Linked DNA regions of Mus musculus: region 2 is linked to region 1. A link is a loop called in an ENCODE intact Hi-C map of the cell type or tissue named here. Cell type or tissue: heart. All regions are shown on one strand. Links, peaks and the distances in the headings refer to the core of each region. The heading gives the core; the rest is flanking DNA.

Region 1 (10,773 bases), core at 950-8,949:
GCTACCCACGCTGCTCAGCGCCAGATGGGAAAAGCGGGGTGGCTCACAGGCCTTTAGCCAAAGGCAAAGTAGATGCTGGAACCTACTCCAGGAAACAGGGCAGTCAACTGAGGAAAGGACCTTGGTAGAGTCTCCTTTATTTCTGGCGGCTCTCCTGGTGACTGGGTTGTCTGCATGTGAAGCACAGATGAGGGTACACCCACACAGGCTTGGCCTGCCAGCTCCTGGTCAGGCAGCACATACTCACTGAACTCAATAAGCAGCTTGCCATAGCCCCGGCGCTGGTAGGGAGGCAGAGTCAAGATGCAGGCCACATTGTAATCTTCTGTGGATTCCTTTTCCTGGAGTAAGAGTAGGTGGGTTTTAAAGAGTGCCAGGCTCGGGGCAAGGCTGAGGGACAGCCTGGATGAGTGCTGACCTTGGAGAAGTAGCCCACGATGTGGAAACCTTTGCAGTCATACTCCGTCATTACGTAGAAGAGGAAGGGGTCAGTGTCATAGTACAGTGTTTTGTGGTCCAGGAAACACTTGGCCAGAAGACACAGGTTTTGTGAGTAACTCTGTAAAGGAAAAAACCTGCCCGTCAATCCTCTGGGGTACTGTTGAGTTAACGTGTATTATGCCGCGTGTGGCTGCAGATGTGCCTGTACACAACATGCACACCCAAGGCAGGAACCTCTTGGGAGTCCATTGTCCTTCCACTACAGGTTCTACAGAGGGAACTCAGGTGGCCAGGCTGTGTGACAATCACTGCTACCCACTGAGCCATCTCAAGGGCTCTCAGGAGCATTCTTTGTGCTGTTCCAGTTGAGAGGGTCGAGCTCCCCCCCCCAGGACCCTGACCCTGACCCACCCCAGCAGTCAGATTGTCACCACTGCTTAGATCAGTACTACTTCTTAAGTCGCCAGGAACCTACATCCTAATGTCCAACCGTCTGCCGCCACCCCACCCGACCCCCGTGAGCTATATAGCTTCCACATACTCAGCAAAGCCTGCCCTGGACCTACATTGCCTTCTGTTCAACTTAACAATAGTCAATATTTCCAAGCCAGGAATGGTAGTATATACCTATGACCTCAGCACTTAGGAGGCAGAGGCAGGTACAAGTGTGAAATCAGTCAGCTAGGGATACATAGTGAGACCCACGTGGCTGGTCTTCGCGGCTGGGTGTCAGAGCCCTAATGCTCCAGCCACAGCCACAGTGATCCTTCCGGGGCTGCTCTGCTGGTCTCCAGTGGAGATGTGAGGGACTGCCAGCCTCAGGCATTTTCCCTACAGTACTCTGGACTGGCTCCCTCATCACACATGACTCCTAGAGGAATTTGACAGCTTTGCAACTGCTGGTCTTCCACTCAAACACCGCACTTAATGCAGAACGACGTGGAGCTTTGTTTCTTCCTCTTGAAGAAGCTCCTCTTCAAGGCAGCTCCCAACCCACTCCAGGTAGCTGCCTCTCTCCCTCTGCACCCCGGAGGCCTTAAAAAGTGTGCATCTCAAGGACCTCCACACTTGTCACCTAGAGAAACCCAAACCTGCTCCTCCCCGCTGATCTTGTGCCTATCATCTGACCTTTGACCTTCTCTCATCACCTATTCTTCTCCATTTTCTTTTTGCATGTACTTCCTGGTACATCAGTGCCTGCATGTCTGAACCCAACTGCTTAGAACTATCTAAGTATGTTCTCTCAGCTATCTCCAGGCTCACAGGTTAACCTGCAAACTATTTCAAAGCAGATCTGACTGTATTAGCCCTGGCTGGCCTGGAACTCCCTATAAACCAGCAGAGACCCACCTGCTTCCGCTTCCTGAATGCTGGGAATAAAGGATGTACCAGCACACACAACCAAAGATCCTTTTTTTATTTGGTTCTGAGAAAAGACCTTACTATGCTGTTCAGACTATCCTTGAATGTCAACTCCTCTAGCATCAGCTTCCTGGATGCTGTGATTATAAATGTACCACCATGCTGGGCCAAACTGTTCTTTAAATGCCTCTAGTTTTATATTTAACCTTTGCTGCCTCACTTCTTTTTGTTTTTTGTTTTGGTTCCGGATAGGTCTTTCTTACTTTATAGCTCAGGTTGGCTTGCAACTCATTAGTCCCCTGACTACTCTTGAACTCGGGAGTTTTCTGAGTGCTGGGATTATAGGCACACACACCTCCAAGCTCTGATGACAGCTTCCTGTGAACTGTGCTGAACCCCCTCTGTTACTGGAACCTGAGTAGCTGTCATGTCTGCTCTGCCGTGACAGTGACCTCTCAGGAAAGAAAATTTCTCTAAATCCCAGTTTTCTGTACATTCCCTGCTCCGTGTCAAGAATTCAATAAAAACAGTGACCTGCTCATAGGCAGAATGGTCAACTGTTCTGAGCAGGAAAAGGTTGTTCATGTGACTCACTCCAGCCCAGCCGTGCCCAAGCCACTAACCTTGTTTTTCCGTCCATCAATCTCAAAAAAGGAGATGGTGCCCTTGCGGTAAATTTCATTGCCTGGAGGGTGCCGAAGATCACATTTGGTCTAAGGACAAAAGGAGGATCAGGTGGGGACTGGTGAGGGTACTCTGGATAGGCAGCCTCCCAAGACCCCTCATACCAAGTGGCGTTGCAGACACTTGAGGCTACGGCCATATTTGAGGCAAAATTCGCACAGGTAGAGGACGGGTAGCGTGGTAAGCTCTTGTGGGTACGGGGAGAAGTACCACGGCTTGAGGCGGTGCCGGCCAAGCTCAATACACTCAATGTTCTTCATCCGGGTGACAATGTCGTCGTGGCTCCGGTCAGACACCAGACTGCCAGTCATTCGTGGTGCTGACGGTATTCCATCTGAGCTGTCCTGAGAATCCTGCCCAAGGCAGATGGCAAATACTAGATGGTAGCAGTTAAGCAGAGCGTGGCGCACGACACTGCCATTGGCTTCTTCCTGCAAGTCTAACATCAGCTAAGGGCAAAGCACCAACCTCCACTTCCAAAATAAAGCGAGGCTGAGAAACTGAGAGTAGAAGAGGCCCAGGGGTTCATCTGCTTGGCTCCCAGCCACCACCCTCCCTGCCTAAGGCCTCACCGAGTGAACACCATGCCCAAGCCCACTCCCCCTTTCCCGGCTTCCCTCTCCCTCTGCTCCTCAAGACCCACCTCATCAGTGCCCAAGCAATTAGATTTCCGCTTCCGTCCAGGCTGGGCTGCCACTGCCCTACGGGCTGACCCATTCTGTGGACAAGACACAAGAGAAAGAGCGACCGTGAGATGATCCTGGAGGAGGATGCTAGACAGCAAGGAATAAGAGGGGAAAGACCAGGCAGGCTGTTGGGATGGCTCAGTGGTTAAGAGCCCTGATCTTCCAGAGGACTTCCTGGGTTCTTTTCCCAGGACCCACAGAGTGGCTCACAACCATCTCTAACTCCAGTTTCAGTGGCTCCAATGCCCTCTTCTGCCCACCTGCACCAGGCATGCAAGTAGAACACATGCAAAACACAGACAAAACATTCAGACACATGAAAAAAGACTGGAAGACTCACCTGAGGGAAAACCGAGGCTGGGGCTGTCTCGCTGGGCACTGGGGTTGCTGGTGAAACCACCTCCACCTTCCGTTTCTGCAGAGAGAAACCAGGAAAGGTGGGTCAGAAGGTAGAGAAGGTGGGACCTGAGAAGAAAGCAAGGTCCCTGGAATTGCTGAGGGTACCGTTGAGCGGTGGTTGGGTTGCAGGCAGGAGCTGGAGGAGAGCGGCTGGTCAGGCTCGCCACCTGGGATGGCCTCCCGCTCCTTGGGCAGGTTGAAGCGGAGTGTGATCTGGACCGGGATTGGCAAGGTCTTCCCGCTGGCCTGGGCGGAGGCCGGCTGCAGAGATAGGTCCAGGGTCTTCCTCTGGGGTGGGGATGGTGGTGGGATGGCGAAGGGGGGGATGGGCCCCTCAGCATGGAATCCCACCCTCTGCCTTCTCTAAAGCAAGGCAGTGCTGGACTCTGGAAGCTACGCCTGCAACTTGGTCCCCATCCTTTGCAAGCTGAAGCCATGGCAGAAGAATGCTGCCTCCTGCCCATTCAGGAACCCCTGAGGCCAAGAGATGCAAGAAGGAAGAGGCAGGAGAGAAAAGATGAAATGGGGGACCTACTCACCACCTCTCTTTCGGGAGAGCCGGGGCGGGACCCAGGAAGTCCGTTCTTGGTAGGTGTCTTGGCCTCTTTCTTGGGAAATTGGATCTTCTTTAAGTCCAGCCGCTCGTGAGTCACCCATTCATCCAGACGTTTGTTGACTGCAGCAGTGAAAACGGCTCAGGAGGGAATGCCAGAGGCTGCCCTCAACCCTCTCCAGCAACCCCACTCCATCCAGGCCCAGGACTCACAGTCAATGTAATGGACATAGAAAAGCTTTCGGCCACTGATGTCCTTCACGCTCAGGATCTCAGCCAGGGCTATGAGAACCACACAGACAGGGAGTCTTAGCCAGGGCAGGTCAGGAGACTCCACCCTTCGACCTGAATCCCACCTCCAGGCTGGAGGCCTGTGTCCCAGCACTCAGAGGGGCTGGTTCAAGACCCCTTTAGTCACCAAGTGACACCTCTCTCCAAGCCCCGCCCGGATCATCTCCGTACGTCCAAAAGCCACGCCCCTCCTCCCGAGTATCTGCGACCGCCCCGGGATTGCAGAAGCCCCTCCCCCTCCCGTGCGATCGTTGACTCCCTCCCGCCCCTCGCCCTCAGGTTCCTTGGACCCGCCCCCCGACGTCACTCACGCCACTCATCTTCGTTGTCCTGGTTGCGCCGCAGCACGGGCAGGCGGCAGCCCTCGATTATCTCCCCCTGGGGAGACAGCGCGGCGCCAGGGTCGGCTACTGGGGGGCCTCGGGCTCTACCCACCTCCCCTGGCTCCCTCCGCCCCGCCCCGGGCACCGGACTCACCACCTCCGCCATCTTCCCTCCCTCCACTGCCACTTCCGGCCCCTCTGGGAGACGTCACTTCCGGAGCTGAGTGCGCTATAGGCCCGAGCCCCTTGAAGCTGTTTGAAAGGGAAACACTTGAGAATCACTGCTAGCTGGTTGGTAGCAAAAAGCCGGCCCGTTTGGGGAATGGAAGAGCAGGACGTTGTAAACCTGAGGCCAAGTACTAGATGGAATCCCCGCTCCTCGCACAGCGATTGGAGGAACGCCGAGTCTGTCACGTGACGCCCACCGGGTGCGACGCCGGTCACTCAGATCATGTTTAGGCTTTGTCTAGAGGCAGTGTTCTGGCGAGCCTCTTAGTGGCAGTGTGAGGTGTCACCCTGAGTAAGAAGCTAAGGAGTGGGGTTTTGAACCCTGGGGAGTCAGTAGACCTGAAGGGATTTAGAGATCCACCCAGGTGTCTGCATAAGATTGCACAGGCCTGGGGGCTTAGCAAGATTTTTCCGTTAATACTGGATTTCTATTTTTAAAATAGTATATATGTGGCTGTATACATGGAAGGTTCAAAATTCCAGTAGGCATTCAGTCAACAAGAATGGATGTCTCAGTTGGTCTTCATTATACATCAGAATCCCAAAGAAGTAGGCGCTAATGACAGTGAAGGAGCGGACTTGTCAACGAGAGTGAGAGCAAGTAGGCAGAGTAAAAGCAGGCTGGCAGTGGAGGCAGAAGCAGGCGAAGCTCTATGAGTTGAGGCCAGCGTTGTCTACAGAGTCAGTTCCAGGACAAGCGGGGTTACACAGATAAGCCCTGTCCTGGGGGTGGCAGGGAGGAAAATCTTGTTTCATGTCTTTCTTTTAGTTTCCAGCAGAAGGTGCATCTTCTGACTTTGAATAACAAGAATAGGTTTGAATAACAAAGGTGTGTTCTCCCTCCTCAAAGATGTGAATTCAAAGTGGATCTTCCACCAAGCCAGCTTGCCAGCACTGGGGAGGCAGAGGCAGGCCTGGTCTACAGAGCAAGTTCCAAGACACCCAGGGCTACACTGAGAAATCCTCTTAAAAACACAAAGCAGTGGGTTTTCCCACTTCAGAGTAGGCAAAATTGTTCACGTATGTGTTCTTCCATTTTTGGGTTTTAGTGAAATCCAGATGTAGTCAAATGGACAACCAAAAATAACTATCACAGATATTGATAACATGCCTAAAGGGTGTAGTGGGGCCCTTTAGCCTTACTTCTAAGTGTTCCCAGTTTAAATGGTTTCGGGTCCATTTGGCCACTTTGAGAAGAGTTTATGTGCAGAAGTAAAGGATTGGTTTCATCACAGGAGCATTAATAATAACACTTGGATTTGATCTGTGTGCAAAATATGTTCAGCATAAGAAGTACTGAAAAGCCAATAGGCCTTTTGTTATTGTTTGTTCTGAGGTGAAGTCTCACTGTGTAGCCCTGCTTGGCCTGGGACTTGTCACAAGGATGACAACAGGCATATGACAGCACACGGCATTTTTCTCTCTTGTGAGTTCTGAGTTGTGCCATCTTTCAGAACATCCAGTCTTCCCCTGAGGAACTGAAGCATCACCACTGTTACTCACAACAGCCTCACAGGGGTGGAGCCATTGCTGCTTCCTTGCTTTGGCTCCGTGAGGCTTTTTTTTTTTTAATTTATGTATTTTATTTTATTTATTTATGTCTGTTCACCTGAGTATGTCATGCACCCATTACACACAGTGCCTGTGAAGGCCAGAAGGAGGCATTGTGGGTGCTGGGAACTGAACACTTTTTTAAAAAAAGATTTATTTATTTATTTATTTATTTATTTATTTATTATATGTAAGTACACTGTAGCTGTCCTCAGACACTCTAGAGGAGGGAGTCAGATCTTGTTTCGGATGGTTGTGAGCCACCATGTAGTTGCTGGGATTTGAACTCCTGACCTTCAGAAGAGCAGTCGGGTGCTCTTACCCACTGAGCTATCTCACCCCCACCCCCCTACCCCCCCACCCCCCCAACACCTTTTTTTAAAAGGTTTATTTATTTATTATATGTAAGTACACTGTAGCTGTCTTCAGACACTCCAGAAGAAGGCGCCAGATCTCATTACAAATGTATGGTTATGAGCCACCATGTGGTTGCTGGGAATCAAACTCAGGACCAGTCAGTGCTCTTAACCACTGAGCCATCTCTCCAGCCCTGAACCCCTGTCTTATGCAAGAGTAGCAAGTGCTCTTAACCATTGAGCCTTCTCTCCAGCCTTTGTAATTATGTACATATATGTATCCAAGTGTGGTTTTGTTCTTCTGAGTGCAAGTGCCCCTGGAGTCTAGAAAAGGGGGTTGGAGCACCTGGAGCTGGAGCTGGTTGTAAACTTCCCAGAGTGCATGCTGCAAGTACAATCTTCACCACCGAGTCATCTCCAGGTCTTCTAACAAGTTCTTTTATATAAAAGTCACACAATTTCTCCTTCATTGTATGTACTTCTCTCTGCTTTCTGCTTTCTGTACCGTCAGTCCGGGTCACTCTTTAACATCATAAACCTTTGCACTGTGGGGATTTGTTTGTTTGCCGCTGTCTCCTCAGCACCACTAGCAGATCACCTAGCTCATGTTTATTGACTGCCACAGGCCCAGGAAACACTGAATGAGCATGTGAAGCATGGATGCCCAAGCTGATTTCCAGAGCTTTCAGGAGCCTAAATCCAAGCCAAGCTACTGGCACACATTAAAAAGGGGTTTTGTTTGTTTGTTTGTTTTTTAATTCTACATGTCTGGGTGTTTTGCCTCATGTGTGTCTGTGCATTGCATGCCTGCCTGGTGCCAGCAAAGAGAGACTGGATTTAAAGGTAGTTGTAAGCCAGTGTATAGATGCTGAGAATAAAACCTGGGTCCTCTGGAAGAAGAGCCAGTGCTCATACCACTCAGCCATCTCCAGCCCCAAGGACTCCTTTTAAAAGAAGAGGAAAGACCTGGGCGTGGTGGCACACACTTTTAATCCCAGCACTTGGGAGGCAGAGGCTGGCGGATTTCTGAGTTCAAGGCCAGCCTGGTCTACAGAGTGAGTTCCAGGATAGCCAGGACTGCACAGAGAAACCCTGTCTTAAAAAAAAAAAAAAAGGAAGGAAAGAAGAGGAAAGGAGGGTTTGAGTTTGGCTTATCTTCAGACTCCTTACTGGCCATATCCTGATGGGGAAGTAAGATTTCCTTTACTGTTTACTTGCGATATGGCCAGAGTGGAGCTTAGAAGTCTTCCTGGCTATGTGGACATACTGTGTAGCTATCTTGTCTGGGGCCACTTGTCCAAAGGCTGTCAGATCTGAAAAACTAGAAAGTTCCACAGAAACCTCAGGGTATTAGAGGTGTCAACAATGGGAACTTGCTGTCTCTTCCTCTAAAAATGTCAACCCTGTCCAGGAGTGGTGGCTGATATCTAAAGTCCCAATACTACAAGCTGAGGCAAGAGGCTAGTCTGGGCTATGTAGTGAGACCTTGTATAAAATGAATAAGTGTGAGAAGGTATACCTTTAATCCTAGGACTTGGGTGACAGTAGCAGGCAGATCTCTGACTTGGAGGCCAACCTGGTCTGATTAATGAATTCTAGGTCACCCAGGATTATATAGTGAGACTTGTCTCAAAAAAGCAAGTTAAAAGCTGTGTGTAGTGTGAACACCTTTAATACCAGCAATCAGGAGGCAGAGGTAGTTGGGTCTCTTAAGTTTGAGGCCAGCCTAGTCTATGGAGCAAATTAGAGGACAACCATAGTTACCCAGAGAAACCTTGTCTCCTGGGGGTTGGGGTGTTAGGGAAGAGTAAAATAATATAAATAAAATACAAAAACAAATGACACATTACTAAGGTGACAATATACCTTAATTATTTTGTTCATTGCTATATCCCAGGCATGTTGTAAATACCAGTTGAGTCAAAATGTGATAATTCCCAGGGTGGGGGCAGCCAGCCAGTGTCTTCTATAAAATCCCATAGGGCAAGAAGCTGACCATCCCACAGAAGTTAAAGGGAAGTTGGTTTCTACCCTATATCAAGAAGGACCTTCATCTGCCAGGACAGCTGAAAGCAGCATCCCATTTCCTTAGCTAAATGCTGTGGGGTCAAAGGGAGGATCAGAAAAATCGACAAGCCCTCCTGAGGCTCCTCCCAGCACCTGTGTCCTCATAGTCCTCTCGGTCCTAACAACTACAATTGAGAAGATAGCTGTTTGCCCTCCCGTTCTTTTTTATTCCTTTGTTCTTAAGTCCCAGGCTGGCCTTGAACACATGATCTTTCTGCCTCAGCCTCCCAAGAGCTGTAATTAAAGGAGCATATCTCCAATATCAGACTATCTTACATAGGGTTTCTGTTGTTGTGATAAACACCATGACCATGGGGAGAAAAGGATTTATTTCATTTTACAGCTTGTTGTCCATCATCTCGGGAAGTTGGGGCAGGAATGATGCTTACTGGCTAGCATGTATGCTTCCCTGTAGCTTGTGCAGCCTTTTTTCTTATATACCCTGGGACCATTTGCTCACGAATGGCACCACTCACAATGGCCTGAGGCCTCCCACATCAATCACTAATTTTAAAAATACACTTCAGACTTGCTTACAGACAAATCTGGTTTTTGTTTGGTTTGGGTTGGGTTTGGTTTGGTTTGGTTTGGTTTTTCCAGACAGGGCTTCTCTGTGTAGCCCTGGCTATCCTGGAACTCACTCTGTAGACCAGGCTGGCCTCGAACTCAGAAATCCACCTGCCTCTGCCTCCCAAGTACTGGGATTAAAGGTGTGTGTCACCACTGCCTGGCCTTACAGACAAATCTTATGAAGAGTACCTCTTCTCAAATGGTGCAAGCTTTTGTTTCTGTAGAGAAAATAAGTTTAGTTTCCAGCACACACAACTACCTGTAACACTAGTCGGGACAGACTACTTAAAATTAATCAGGGCTGACAGCACTGGGTCGCCTTCCCCTTCTCCCCAATTAAGCTGTGTACCTGGCCTGTCACTTTTATCTGACCTATAATGGTGTGATTTTAGTGGTACTATAAAGAGTGGCTGTAGTGTTAGATGCCTGTTGACATTTCAACAGTATATACCTCAACATTTGGCGCACAGCCCATCCCAATAAACACTGGCTATTGTTACTGTGCTGGAGATGGGCCCAGAGGCTGGTTCCCAGGGCCAAGGAATTCAGGTGGATCACATGCAAAGTAAACCAACCACTTAACAGGCACAAGGATGCTTGGCTCCGTTTCCTTTAAATACCCAAAGTGAATTCTTCTAGTGTGATGTAATTTTAGAGTTAGACATTTCCCTACAAGTATTGGGGGATATTCTAAGAGTCCATTTTCCCATGGGTCTGAGGATCCTTGGAATGGCAATGCCCCATATCAGTAGCACACATTATTCAGGGCTCCTTCCACTCCCCACATACCCAGAACTCACTGGCTCCAATATGAACTAATCACAGAAGCCCTAGAGCAGAAGGGACATCCAATGTGATAACCTTGCCACCATCTGTAACCAAGGGGCACCCATTATTAAGCCATTCACATGTTGCTCCCTGCATCTCTTGTAATTATAGTACTGCACGTGTGGACCAAATGTGCAACATTAGTGTAAACCCAAACAAAACCTGGCCAGCAGCCATAGTATTAAAAGATGAATCTCAGACATGCACACACTTTGCCCGCACTCTCCCAGGTCCACTGTCTCTGATCTCTCACTCTTGCCCTTTCAGGCCACTGACTGTATTCACCACTGCTCAGCAGTCCACGCATCATCTTCCACATCACGTATTGCTCCCATACCAAGTGGATGGCTAAATCTGTTGCTTGAAGTTTTTAAACATTTCCTTCCTCAGTGCTGTATTTTACCCTGGGTGAGACTGAAGAACCCAAGCGGACC
Region 2 (10,773 bases), core at 1,234-9,233, 52 kb after region 1:
GTGAGAGCAGGGAGGTCACAGGGAAGAGGCAGAGGATTTAATGACTTCTCCAGCAACAAAAGAGATAACTCCCAGAAAGGACCCTATACACCAGTGGGTTCTCAGCCTATAGTTGTGACCCTTCTGAGGGTCTAACGGCCCATTCACAGGGGTCGCATGCAGCAGAGACCCTGTGTGTCAGGTGTTTATGGTACAATTCCTAAGGGTAGCAGAATTACAGTTATGAAGTGGCAATGAAAATAATTTTTGATCAGGGTCACCACACCATGAGGAGCTGTGGGAAAGGGCACTAGGAAGGCTGAGATCCCCTGCCAAGCATGGTGCCCATGTTCCCGTCCCCCTCAGCTCAAGGCTCCAGTGTGCTGGCACCCCAGCCCTCTGAGGTTTGGAGTCATTTCTGTCCCCTTCCTGTTTGTCTTTTTGATAGGCTATAGTACATAGGCCAGGCTGTACTTAAACTCATATATAGCTAAGACTGGCCTTGAATTCCTGATCATTTTGCCTGTATCTCCCAAATATTGGAATTCTAGACACGTACCTGCATTTTTTGTTTGTTTGAAACAAGGTTGCTGGAGAGATGGCTCAGTGGTTAAGAGCATTGACTGCTCTTCCAGAGGTTCCTGAGTTCAATTCCCAGCAACCACATGGTGGCTCACATCCATCTGTAATGGGGATCCTATGCCCTCTTATGGTGTGTCTGAAGACAGCTACAGTGTGCTCATATACATGAAATAATTAAATCTTAGAAAGGGAGGGAGGGAGGGAGGGAGGGAGGGAGGGAGAGAGAGAGAGAGAGAGAGAGAGAGAGAGAGAGAGAGAGAGAGAGAGAAAGAAAGAAAGAAAGAAAGAAAGAAAGAAATGTGGTCTTGCTATATATCCCAGGCTGGCTTTGAACTCACTGCAATCCTCCTGTCTCAGCTGCCTAATATGGGGATTACAGGCATAAACCACTATGCCTGGCTTTTCTGCACATTCCTCTCCTAGTGTTTTCCAGTTGCAGACAGATATGCCCTACTGACCCCACTGAAGTAATCGCATGCCCCAGTCCGCAGCTCTCACCTCCCTCCTTCACAGCTAGCCTCTGTGGCTGAGGGCTTCCTAGCATGCCTGAGGTCCTGGCTTCGGTGCCTCAGGGGAGGGGCGTGTATGTATATGTGGGGTCTTGCAAACCACAAAACCCACAGAAAACCACAACTCCCCTTATAGACCACATATATATGGCCTTATCCTGGCACTCTTGGAACTGTTGGCCCTAATACTGGGGGACAACAAGAACCTCATCTTCCTTGGAACTCTGCCTATGCTTCCCTGCATATTTTGTCTTTTCTCCCCCACAGCTGCTTCCAGCTCAGACCCTTTCCCCAAACTCCAGGTCTGGTTCACCAGCTGCCAGGGGCCTCTGCCTCCGTGCTAGGACTAAAGACATGCACCGCTACACCTGGCCACATCTTGACCCCTCAGTTACTATGTCTCTGCCTCTATCTCTCCTCCAGAGTCCCTGGGACCCACAACATAACACAACTCCCAGGGGCCCAGAAGCTGGGGATCTCGCCCTTCTTCACCTTTGTGACCCCTTTTCAGTGGGTCACAAAGTGTGAGCCACCTCATGATTACCTGTAACCACCCTGACCACCATGTCTAATCTGAACAACAACCACAGCTTTGGGCCCATTTTCTGTCCAGCCTACGTCCCATGTGTGCCTCTCAGATCTGTCTGTCCTGAATCCCTCTGTGCCTCTCAATAGCTACAAGACAAAAAAAAAAAAAAAAAAAAAAAGCCTCCCCATACAAGTCCCACAAGCCCTCCACCCACACAGAGCATCATGCGGCATGCAGAGATCTCTCTAAATCATTATTGTAAGAGCCTTCTCAATCCTGCCTGCCCAGAAAACAGGCTCATGCTGGTCTGGGGGCTTGTATGTTTTCCAGTGTGAAACTTTGGGTGCTGTCAGTACCCTCTGTGTGGCCTCTAGCCCCCCCCCCCCCCATCCTCCAGTCACGGAATCCTGCAGCTCCTGTATTTTATCAGGGGCTCTCTGCCCACACTCAGGGACAGCATTTCATCCGCAGCGGTTTCAGCATCTGGTCTAGGCCTGATACTATGAAGGGATGAGATGTATTTGTTCAATGACCACTGGAATAAACAACACAGAGGAGAGCCAGGGCCAGTGGGCAACTCTCAGCACAAGGTACAGGACTTCCAACTAGCTCAAGAGTCCTGAGGTGGAACAGGAAGCTCTAGGAAGCTTCCCATGTGGGGAGGAGACCAAATGGGCTGGGGGAAGAAAAAAAAAAATAAAGACAAAAAATGGTGAGGAAGCTGTGTAGCAACAGGGCCAGCCATACTGTAAAGATGCCTAAGAATTGCCTTAAGCTTTTCTGTTTTTGTTTTTGTTTTTTTTTTTGTTTTGTTTTGTTTTGTCTTGTTTTTTGAGACAGGATTTCTCTGTGTAGCCCTGGCTGTCCTGGAACTCACTTTGTAGACCAGGCTGGCCTCGAACTCAGAAATCCACCTGCCTCTGCCTCCCAAGTGCTGGGATTAAAGGCGTGTGCCACCATGTCCAGCTTTCTGTTTGTTTTTTAATGCAGAGCCTGAGCAGGCCAGGCTGCAGCCCCAGATTCTGCATTCCTAACATGCTGTGGCTGCTTTATAAGCCTGGTTAATCAAACAAGTCTCCGGTGACCCTGGATCCTTCTCTCGGAAAGGCTGGAGGTGGATCAGCTCTCCTGAGGTCCCGTCAGATCAGGTCAGGGTTAGGGAAGCTAGCTAGTTAGGGAGATGAAGGTCAGCCCCATCTCCCCGGGATGCTGCGCCCTCCTTCCTCCCAGCCACTCACCACTTGCTCATCCAGAGTAAGCAGCGTGCGGGGCACCTTGGGAGAGGCTGAACCCAGGCGCAGGCAGGTGGGGCTCAGCCGTGGAGCCACATGTTCCAGAAGCTTCCTCGGAGATAGGCCCCTCGGGGGGCCGGGAGGCAGTGCGTCCTCCGAGATGGTGCCACGGAGGGTCCGGAGCTAAGGATAGGATGTAGAGACATTCAGTTTTTGTATAGGCTGTGGTGGAGGAAACCTGCCTCCTGAGCCTGTAATCCCAGCCCACCTGCGTGGTCCGCACGATGACCCGGTAGCTGTGTAGGGTGCCCCCTCCGCTGCCCTCTTTCTCCTCCCGTCGCAGGCTCACGGCCACCGGACCCAGCGCCTCATCCAGCCCAAAGAAGTTCTGGTGTTCTGTGGGGGTGGGGGTGGGGGGTCGTTGGTTGGTCGGTCGGTGGCCTTTCAGTCAAACCCACAGACCACCCTATCCCTTCTTGACTACGCCCACCACAGAAGTACCACCCTAGGTATTCTCTCACCAAGCGCTGAACCTGGGAGTTCACTCCCACCCCAGTTTGCAGTCCCACCCACGGTTACACCTTGTCCCAGGACCAGGGAACAAATGTCTAAGTCCTCCTAGGTTAAATGCTGCCCTGGCTCCACCAAAGCTTAGGTTCTCCCATTCAAGACACGGAAGCTGCTTTTCCTGCTAATGATGAGAACAGGGTTTCATCACACAGATATGGAAATAGGAAATCGCTCACTGGCCTCCTGGAGGGTTATGAAGATGAGCCAGAGGGAAGGGCACTCCCTGACTTCAGGTGTGACACCAGGGCTTGGCCTTAAAGAGGTGGTCAGAGTTGAGCCAACAGAGCCCAATTCAGCTCCTGCCCCTTTTTTACAGGGAAGGCCAGCCCATGAGCCTCCCACTGTATAGAATGTAGACCGCAGGGACCTCCGACCCAGATCCTCTCCTGGCTCTCCCAGGCTCGCCTGCCCCTTACCTTTGCCATAGAAGTACTTGCGGTAGTAGCCTGCACCCAGATCTGCGTGCTCCAGGCTGTAAGCTGTGGTCCGGGTCTGTGGCTCCTCCAGGACGGACACAGCCGCATTAGGCAGTGCAGGGGGCACAGGTGGGGATATTGGCCCACCCAGCCCTAGCTCACCCTCACCACCAAGCTCGCTCACAAAGCCAGGTGCCCCGAGCAGTAGATCTGAGGTGGTAGTCTGGCCCTCAGCTAAGGTCCCAGAGTTTGCCTCTATATGGCTGCCTGTCCCCCGAGGTCGTGGAGCCCAGTCAAAGAGCAAGCTCTGCACATCATAGTGAGCAAACCACCGGGGTTCCAGCACTGGCGGGAAGGTGGGCTCTGGCTCTTCTGCTGGCAACCCTAGCAGTGCCAGTGGGTCAGTGAAGAGCCGAGTAGGGGTTGCAGCAGGGCGGCTGGCATCCTCGTGGCTGTGGGCACGGGCACGGGGGCTGGCTGGTGTAGGGGGCCGGACTTCACCAGCATCACTGCCACTGCGCAAGAGTGGGCCCCGAGCTGGCCTCGGCTCAAAGGTATGTGGTGTCAGTGGGGGCCGGGCAGGTTGGCGAAGCTTACGGGCAAAGAGGTCATCGGTAGGTGCAGGGGCCATGCCCCGCCGAGGGCTCCCCACACCGCCGGCCCACATGGGCGTGCTCTGTGGGCCTGACTCTCTGGGGGCCGGGCCGCATTGGTGGGCACGGGTCCTTGGTGCCCAGCCAGAAGGCTGAGGCTTCAGTGGTTCCTGCACTGCAGGAGGAGGGGGCTGTTCAGATGGGCCTGGGGAGAAAACAGGAACTCAGGCCCCCAGCCCAGTCTTCCACCACCCCATTTAGCTTCCGGCCCCCTCCGGGACCATCAAAGCTGCTTCCGCTTTCCTGGCCACTTCCTTGTCTGCCTGGGGCTGAAGTTTCCAGCCCCCATCCCAGGCTTAGGTCAAGGCTGGGAGCTGAACTGGGATGCTTTGCCTCTCGGGGTGCTAGTGACTGGGTCTAGTGGGCACCGGGGCCTCCCAGTTCTCCCCTGTACACCTTGGCTGTGGAACTAGGCTCAAAGTGAGGGTTGCCACCAAATTCTGGACAGTTTTCACCAGGACGGAAATCAAAGCAGTCACTGGTGTCTGAGTCTTGCCCACTTGACAAAGGGAGGACGTCCTGTCCCCAGAGACCTTCCTCCCTGGTACCTCCCACTTCCTCCAGGGTCCCCAAAGAGCTGAGCACCCAAGGCCTAGACTCAGTGCCCTCAATTCCCGCAGTCTCAATACCTCAAGGACACAGGAGCTCCTGGGGCAGCTGCTGCAGGACAGAAGCAGTGGTGAGAGGACTTCCTATAACACAGGAAGTGGCCCCAACTCAGCCCAGCCCCCTGCTTGGCTCCTATATCCTGAGGAAGGTGCTAGGGTCACAACAGCTCAGTCATGGGACCCAAGACACCTAAGTCTAAAGGACAAGACTAATACTAACCTCTTGCAGGTCACTATGCCCACTCCCAGGGGTGAGAGAGGCTAATCCCAACAGGACCCTGTGGATGTCTGTTTACCTGGCCTCACATGCATGGACAGGGAGGTCTGAACCCAGTGAGACAGGTCACAGTGAGGCCCAGTTAAGAAGATGAGCTTGCCTGAATTAGTTCCATGTTCAAACTAGAATTTGAACCTTGTCTCTGAATCTCGAAGGCAGTAGTTCTCAACCTTCTTAACTCTGTGACGCTTTAATACAGTTCCTAATGCGGTGGTGACCTCACAGCCAGAAAATTATTTTCATTGCTACTTCACCACTGTAATTTTGCTGCCCTTAAGAATCATAACATGAGCCGGGCAGTGTTGGCACACGCCTTTAATCCTAGCACTCGGGGAGGCAGAGGCAGGCAGATTTCGAGTTCAAGGCCAGCCTGGTCTACAGAGTGAGTTCCAGGATAGCCAGGGCTACACAGAGAAACCCTGTCTTGAAAAACAAAAAGAAGAAGAAGAAGAAGATAAATATCTCAAGTGTGACCCCTGTGAAAGGACTGCTCGACCCTCAAAGGGGTCCCAGCACACAGGTTGAGAACTGCTGCTTCTGGACTTGTCAGAGCTGCACCTGCCTACTCTGCCCGTGTGCGTAGGAGTAAGGCAGCCTTGTGAGGGGAGACGGGAGAGGCTCAAGGTCTCACAGGATGTAAGGCTGAAACACCCAAGGCCCCAGGGACCTACTAAGTGCGGAAATGTGGTGAAGCTACACTAGGCAGGTGCAAAAGGTGTGAGAAGGCCGAGCCTACCTCGGCGTGAGCTAGGAATGGAGCCAACAGCTGGGGCAGGGGCAGGCCTCCATTAGTACTTTTTTTTGCATCATCCAGTGGCATCAAGGGGGCCAGGCTGGGAGGGGACAGGGAGCAGCTCCACGGTGCCCCTCAGCTGGGTCTCCAGAACCAAACAAGAGCAGACCTCCTCAGGGTCTTCCTGTCTGTCTGTCTGTCTTCTAGGATAAGCTCTGATGCTGCACTTCATGAGTTCTTTGAAGACTCCTTGGAAACTGAAAGGTGAAGCCAACTATGTCCGTGTGTGAACTGTGCAGGCCCCAGGTCCATAGACCAAGCTGTGGGCACAGACTGAGGCCGCAGTGCCGGGAGGAGCCCTGGGAATGTGTGCAGCCCAGTCCAGGAGCTCCCTCTTGTTCTGGCCCTGCCTTAAGGGGTGTACTTGGGCTCTGCCCCCCACCCCTCATCTTCACACAAGGTCCATTGAGGCCAGGACATTCCTTGCAGCCTGTGTCACTGAGGGGGGAAAAGGGGGGTGCCCCGCCCCCACAGATCCGGAAGGCCTGGCTGCCCCAGGAGGAGGCGCTGGATGCTTCCCAGCACATCTGGAGGTCGTGACCCTATTTCTGTTGCCAGGGAGTGCTGCAGATGTTTCCTCCCAGGCCAGACTCAGGATTGCAAAGGCTGGGAAAGAGGTCACACTGGGAAAAGGGGAGCCCCAGAATAGGGGGAGCCCCACACACTCAGCAGCAGGAGCAGCTGCCAGCATTGCTGAGAAAAGTCCAGAACCAATGAATCCACTCAGTGGAGCTCTGAATCTGCTCATGCAGAGGAGGGAGTGGGAGCTGCCAGCAGGAGACAGAACACTGGACGTGCTGACTCGGGGCTGGACTGGGGCAGGAGGTTGGGTGGGGTACGTGTAGCGAAAGCAGCCAATAGTCCCGTTCCTCCCCACACTACAAGGGTTCACGTCCAGGCTACTTTGTTGGGTATCCAGCCCGAACCTGGTGCCTCCCGATCCCTGATCCCGCCAGTACCTCTCGGGCTCAAGCTGGCCACCGCTGCCTTCCGCACCAAGGTCCCGCTGCCTGCTCACACCGCTCCCGGCGCCTCCGCTCCGCCTGGGGGCGGGGCCAGGATGGAGGCGGTACGTAGTGGAGGGGCGGGACTACCCGGGAGCTGTCTAAGGCGGGAAGCACAGTGGGTGGGGACCTCCGACAGGAACCTAGGCAGCCCCGGACAGCCTGAAGTTCTCTGTCCCAGCCTTCAGCTGCTCTTTTAACTCCCGGTCCTAGCCCAGTCAGTGACTTCACCGAGAAATGGGAACAAATGTACCTGCCTTCCAGACCAATTGGAGCGCTAGAGGCCACTTAGTGTCCTGCTGTGGCTCAGCAGACAGCAGGTATTAGGGCCAGAAACTATTTCACTCTTTAAGGGCTGGGCCAAGCTAGATAACTGATCTACACAGGCTACCATTTATGCAATGGCGAACACCATTAAATCCAGCACTCTGAAGGCAGAGGCAGGTGGATCTGAGGTCAAGGCCAGCCTGATGTACATAGGGAGTACATAGTAAGCCCCTGTCTCAAAAACGAAATAGAATCCTTTCTATTCACCTGTTATTTTCTTTAAGCTTGGAACAAATGAGGTTGAGCAGTCTTTGATCAAGATCAAGGCTGATGGATGTGTGAGCCACCTGGGCATAGAGGACTGCTTGAAAAGCAGAGGCTCAGCTCTCTCCTTTATCCTCTCACTTCTTTCTCCTCTTCCCTTTGTCTTTTCTCTCCTTTCTCTTTCTTCTTCTCTAGCCTTCCCCGTCCCCACACACTCTCTCTCTCTACCTTTTCTCTTCCCCCCTGCATTTCTATAATAAAGCTCTTAAACCATTAAAAAAAAAAAAAAAAAAAGAAAGGCAGAGGCAGGTGAGGAAGGCAGCCCATCCCACCTCATGTCTGCCTGGAGCCCAGCAGTCTGACCCCTTATCCCTCACACTCTTCTGACTTCAGCCTCCCTGCCTCCGGCACCTCTACCAACCTCACCTCGTCCCACAGAAAATAAAACTGCCAACCAAAATCAAAAATAGTGTTATTAATTTGGTGTCTCTGAAGCACAGAAAAAAAAAGAAAGAAAAATGACAAAAGAACGAATGAACCCACCCTTGCCACATATCGGGCCCCAGGTCCAGGCTAAGGAGGCCAGCCTTGGGGGCAGTGCAGGCCCCAGAGGCAAAGTCAGTCCTGGCCATGGGCTCCAATGAGGGACCAGCCCATGGGTTTGGCTCTTAGGGCCTGGCTAGGAGGCTGCTGCCTCAGTTTGGGATCCAGGCCACGGATCAGGGAGAGAAGTCTAGGTCACTGAGTTGTGACACTGAAGTAGCCAGATATCAGGGTGCAGACACCAGAGCCAAAGCCAATCAGTTCTGTAGTCCAGCAGAGTCCGAGTTACTGAGTCCCGGGATGCGATCCAGCAGAGGCCAGGCTGACTCCTCAGTACTGATGCTCCAGCAAGGGCTGGGCAGCCGGGCTCTCGCGTTCCTCAGCAGGGACAGGCCAGTCACCTGGGGCACCGGAGGGTGTGCAACCCTCAGGAATACTGCTGTCCAAGCAAGGAAGGTCCTGGGTGGTTCTGGCAGGTGAGGCCTCAGAGCTGACATCAGGACTGAGGCTGAGGTCTAGAGGGGCCTATGGGAGAGAAGACAGACAGATGAGCAGACAAACCGACCTGAGAACTCCTGGGGTCGTCTTCTTCCACAGGCTCCTTACCTGAGATTTGGGGGTGCCTCCTTTGGGGCTCCCTGAGGCTGGCTCCCCATCAGGTCCTCCCAGTCCCTTCCGACCCCCCAGACTCCACTTCCCACTGGGTCCCTCAGAATTGAGGAGAGCAGGGCCAGAAGGTCTTGAGGGCCGGGGACCCTCAGTGGGAGCAGGTGAAGCAGGGGGTGGTCCAGGGAGCCGAGGGGGAGGCCACTGCAGCAGAGGAGGGGGCCGCCCATCACCAGAGCCACTGAGGGAAGGCCGTGGTCCCCAGCTAGGACCTGGTGGGAGGGGCTGCTCACTGCTGCCTGTAGGAAACAGATAAGAGCAGAGAGCTCGGCTGGGCCGCAGTCTCACCCACAGGCTCAGTCCAGCTTTGCCCGCTTACCTGCTGCATTTTCAGGCGTAGGGTGTGCCAAGGGCGGATGATTGCTGAGGGAGGTCAGGCCGCCACCCCCACCACAGTCCGAGTCATCCACATTCCCTCCGCTATTACAGCCAGCGCCACAGCCCTTATGAAGTCTGGGTGGAGAAGCGGGAGACGCGTGAGGGGTCCAGGGCGAGGCATTGCGAGCCCTACAGAAACATCTGAGTCCCAGGAGTCTCATCTCTTGAGAGATCCTGCTGCCTAGTTTATAGTCTTTTAAATACTAAAGCCCGCTCTAGGGGAAAGAGGGTCTCTCTGGGAGAAGGGCCCAAGCTCACTGACTGCAGGACTTTGTCTCTGTGACCTTGGAGGAAGCTGCTTCATCTCCGTGCTCCTGCTCCCTGAATCCCAGAGCATTGGGCCCTAAGAAAGCTTCCCAAGTTAGGGGACAGCCAGGGCTCACCTCTCCCAGCTGCGCAAGAGCCATCGGGCAATGGCACCCAGGCTGACAGGACCACCCCACAGCGCCCGCAGTTGGGGGTGGCTACCAGCCAGAGATGTGGTAAGAGGTGACACGTAGATGGGATATCCCAGTGGCTGGTCGCAGGAGGAATTGATCATGTTGCGGAGTGCCTGCTTGGCATTCTGGATGCTGCCGCGCTCAGGGTTGCGGTTGCGCAGGAACACCAGCTCTTGTTGCTGCCCAGCCCACAGCCCACGCACACACTCTCGGTTTACCTGTGGAGGGCCACACCAAAGGTCAGGGCAGCGACACCAAGGAGGGGCACGGGCTGCGGGATGGAGTAAGACCATCTGCCCCACCTTGATGACTCGGAAGCTGAGGTGGCGCCTGTTGAGCATGATGATCTTGTACTCGTCAGAAGCGTCGTCCATGACATGGCGCAGCGCCAGCAGGGAGGGGGTGTTGCTGAGGATGGCACTGCGCCAGGCAGGGTCCCCCTCATGTGAGATGACTAGCCGCTCCTCATTGGCCGCGATGGCGTCATACAGGGCTGCTGGTTCCTCATACTCATCAGGAGATGTGAAATGGTCCTGGTTGGAGGAGAGGACAGAAGTCAGGGACCGCTGTCTTGGGGAAGGCGTCATCTCCCACCTGCCTCTTACTCTGCCTGGCGCATCCCTCCTACCTGGTGAAGCTTGAGGGCCATGCGAACCCCAGGGGCTACCACTCGGTGAAGCAGATCCATGTCGGCAAAGACCCACTCGTCACGGGGAGAGGTGATGCGGAAGTCCCCCTTGAACAGGGCGTGCAGGCCATAGAGGAAGGGCTCCAGGCTGGGTGGGGAGAAGGCATGAGCAACAGGGAGAGCCAGGAGAAGCTTGTCTCTTCCCCACAGAACAGCGCAAGGGCAGGCGAGGCCGGGGCTGCAGAGGCTCTCATCCCTGTGAGAGGAGTGCACCAACGGGCTGTGGGGCTCTTCTGCTGCCTGTGGGCACTCACCTGGCAGACATACTGTGTGACGCTGTTCCCAGGGCCCGGCGACCCAGCACACACAGGCCAAAGCACAGTGTAACCAACGGTGAATTCCAGTCCTGGTCCACGGGCTATGACACAAAGACCC

The links. Hi-C counts contacts between places; a loop is a spot of excess contacts. Peaks named below come from ENCODE experiments on the same cell type or tissue, not always from the same donor. Only the 100,000 strongest peaks of a DNase experiment are listed, where the experiment ranks them.
Region 2: a loop joins it to region 1, with 4 times the contacts of the local background. A loop is called at or near these places in 4 of 42 quality-filtered maps.

Annotation. Positions count from the first base shown.
Region 1 is chr19:5,605,125-5,615,897 of GRCm38, forward strand. It overlaps Kat5 (K(lysine) acetyltransferase 5), which reads right to left and starts at 4,970. Exons shown (of 14, transcript NM_178637.2): 1 at 4,894-4,970; 2 at 4,728-4,794; 3 at 4,339-4,407; 4 at 4,112-4,248; 5 at 3,678-3,833; 6 at 3,514-3,588; 7 at 3,131-3,205; 8 at 2,592-2,840; 9 at 2,427-2,516; 10 at 419-559; 11 at 248-341. The coding sequence starts at 4,905. In heart, for the core only: CTCF peaks have their summits at 1,274, 5,242 and 7,012; DNase peaks (open chromatin) are centred at 2,937, 3,797, 4,647, 5,087 and 1 weaker place; H3K4me3 peaks cover 2,548 bases; H3K27ac peaks cover 2,192 bases.
Region 2 is chr19:5,656,497-5,667,269 of GRCm38, forward strand. Sipa1 (signal-induced proliferation associated gene 1) reads right to left here and starts at 7,211. Exons shown (of 17, transcript NM_001164480.1): 1 at 7,108-7,211; 2 at 5,100-5,130; 3 at 3,818-4,615; 4 at 3,100-3,227; 5 at 2,838-3,014. The coding sequence starts at 4,484. It overlaps Pcnx3 (pecanex homolog 3), which reads right to left. Exons shown (of 35, transcript NM_144868.3): 29 at 10,653-10,756; 30 at 10,339-10,486; 31 at 10,013-10,243; 32 at 9,654-9,928; 33 at 9,212-9,345; 34 at 8,833-9,131; 35 at 8,139-8,751. The coding sequence ends at 8,557. In heart, for the core only: CTCF peaks have their summits at 6,677 and 7,394; DNase peaks (open chromatin) are centred at 4,695, 5,005, 6,685, 7,225 and 3 weaker places; H3K4me3 peaks cover 3,537 bases; H3K27ac peaks cover 4,905 bases.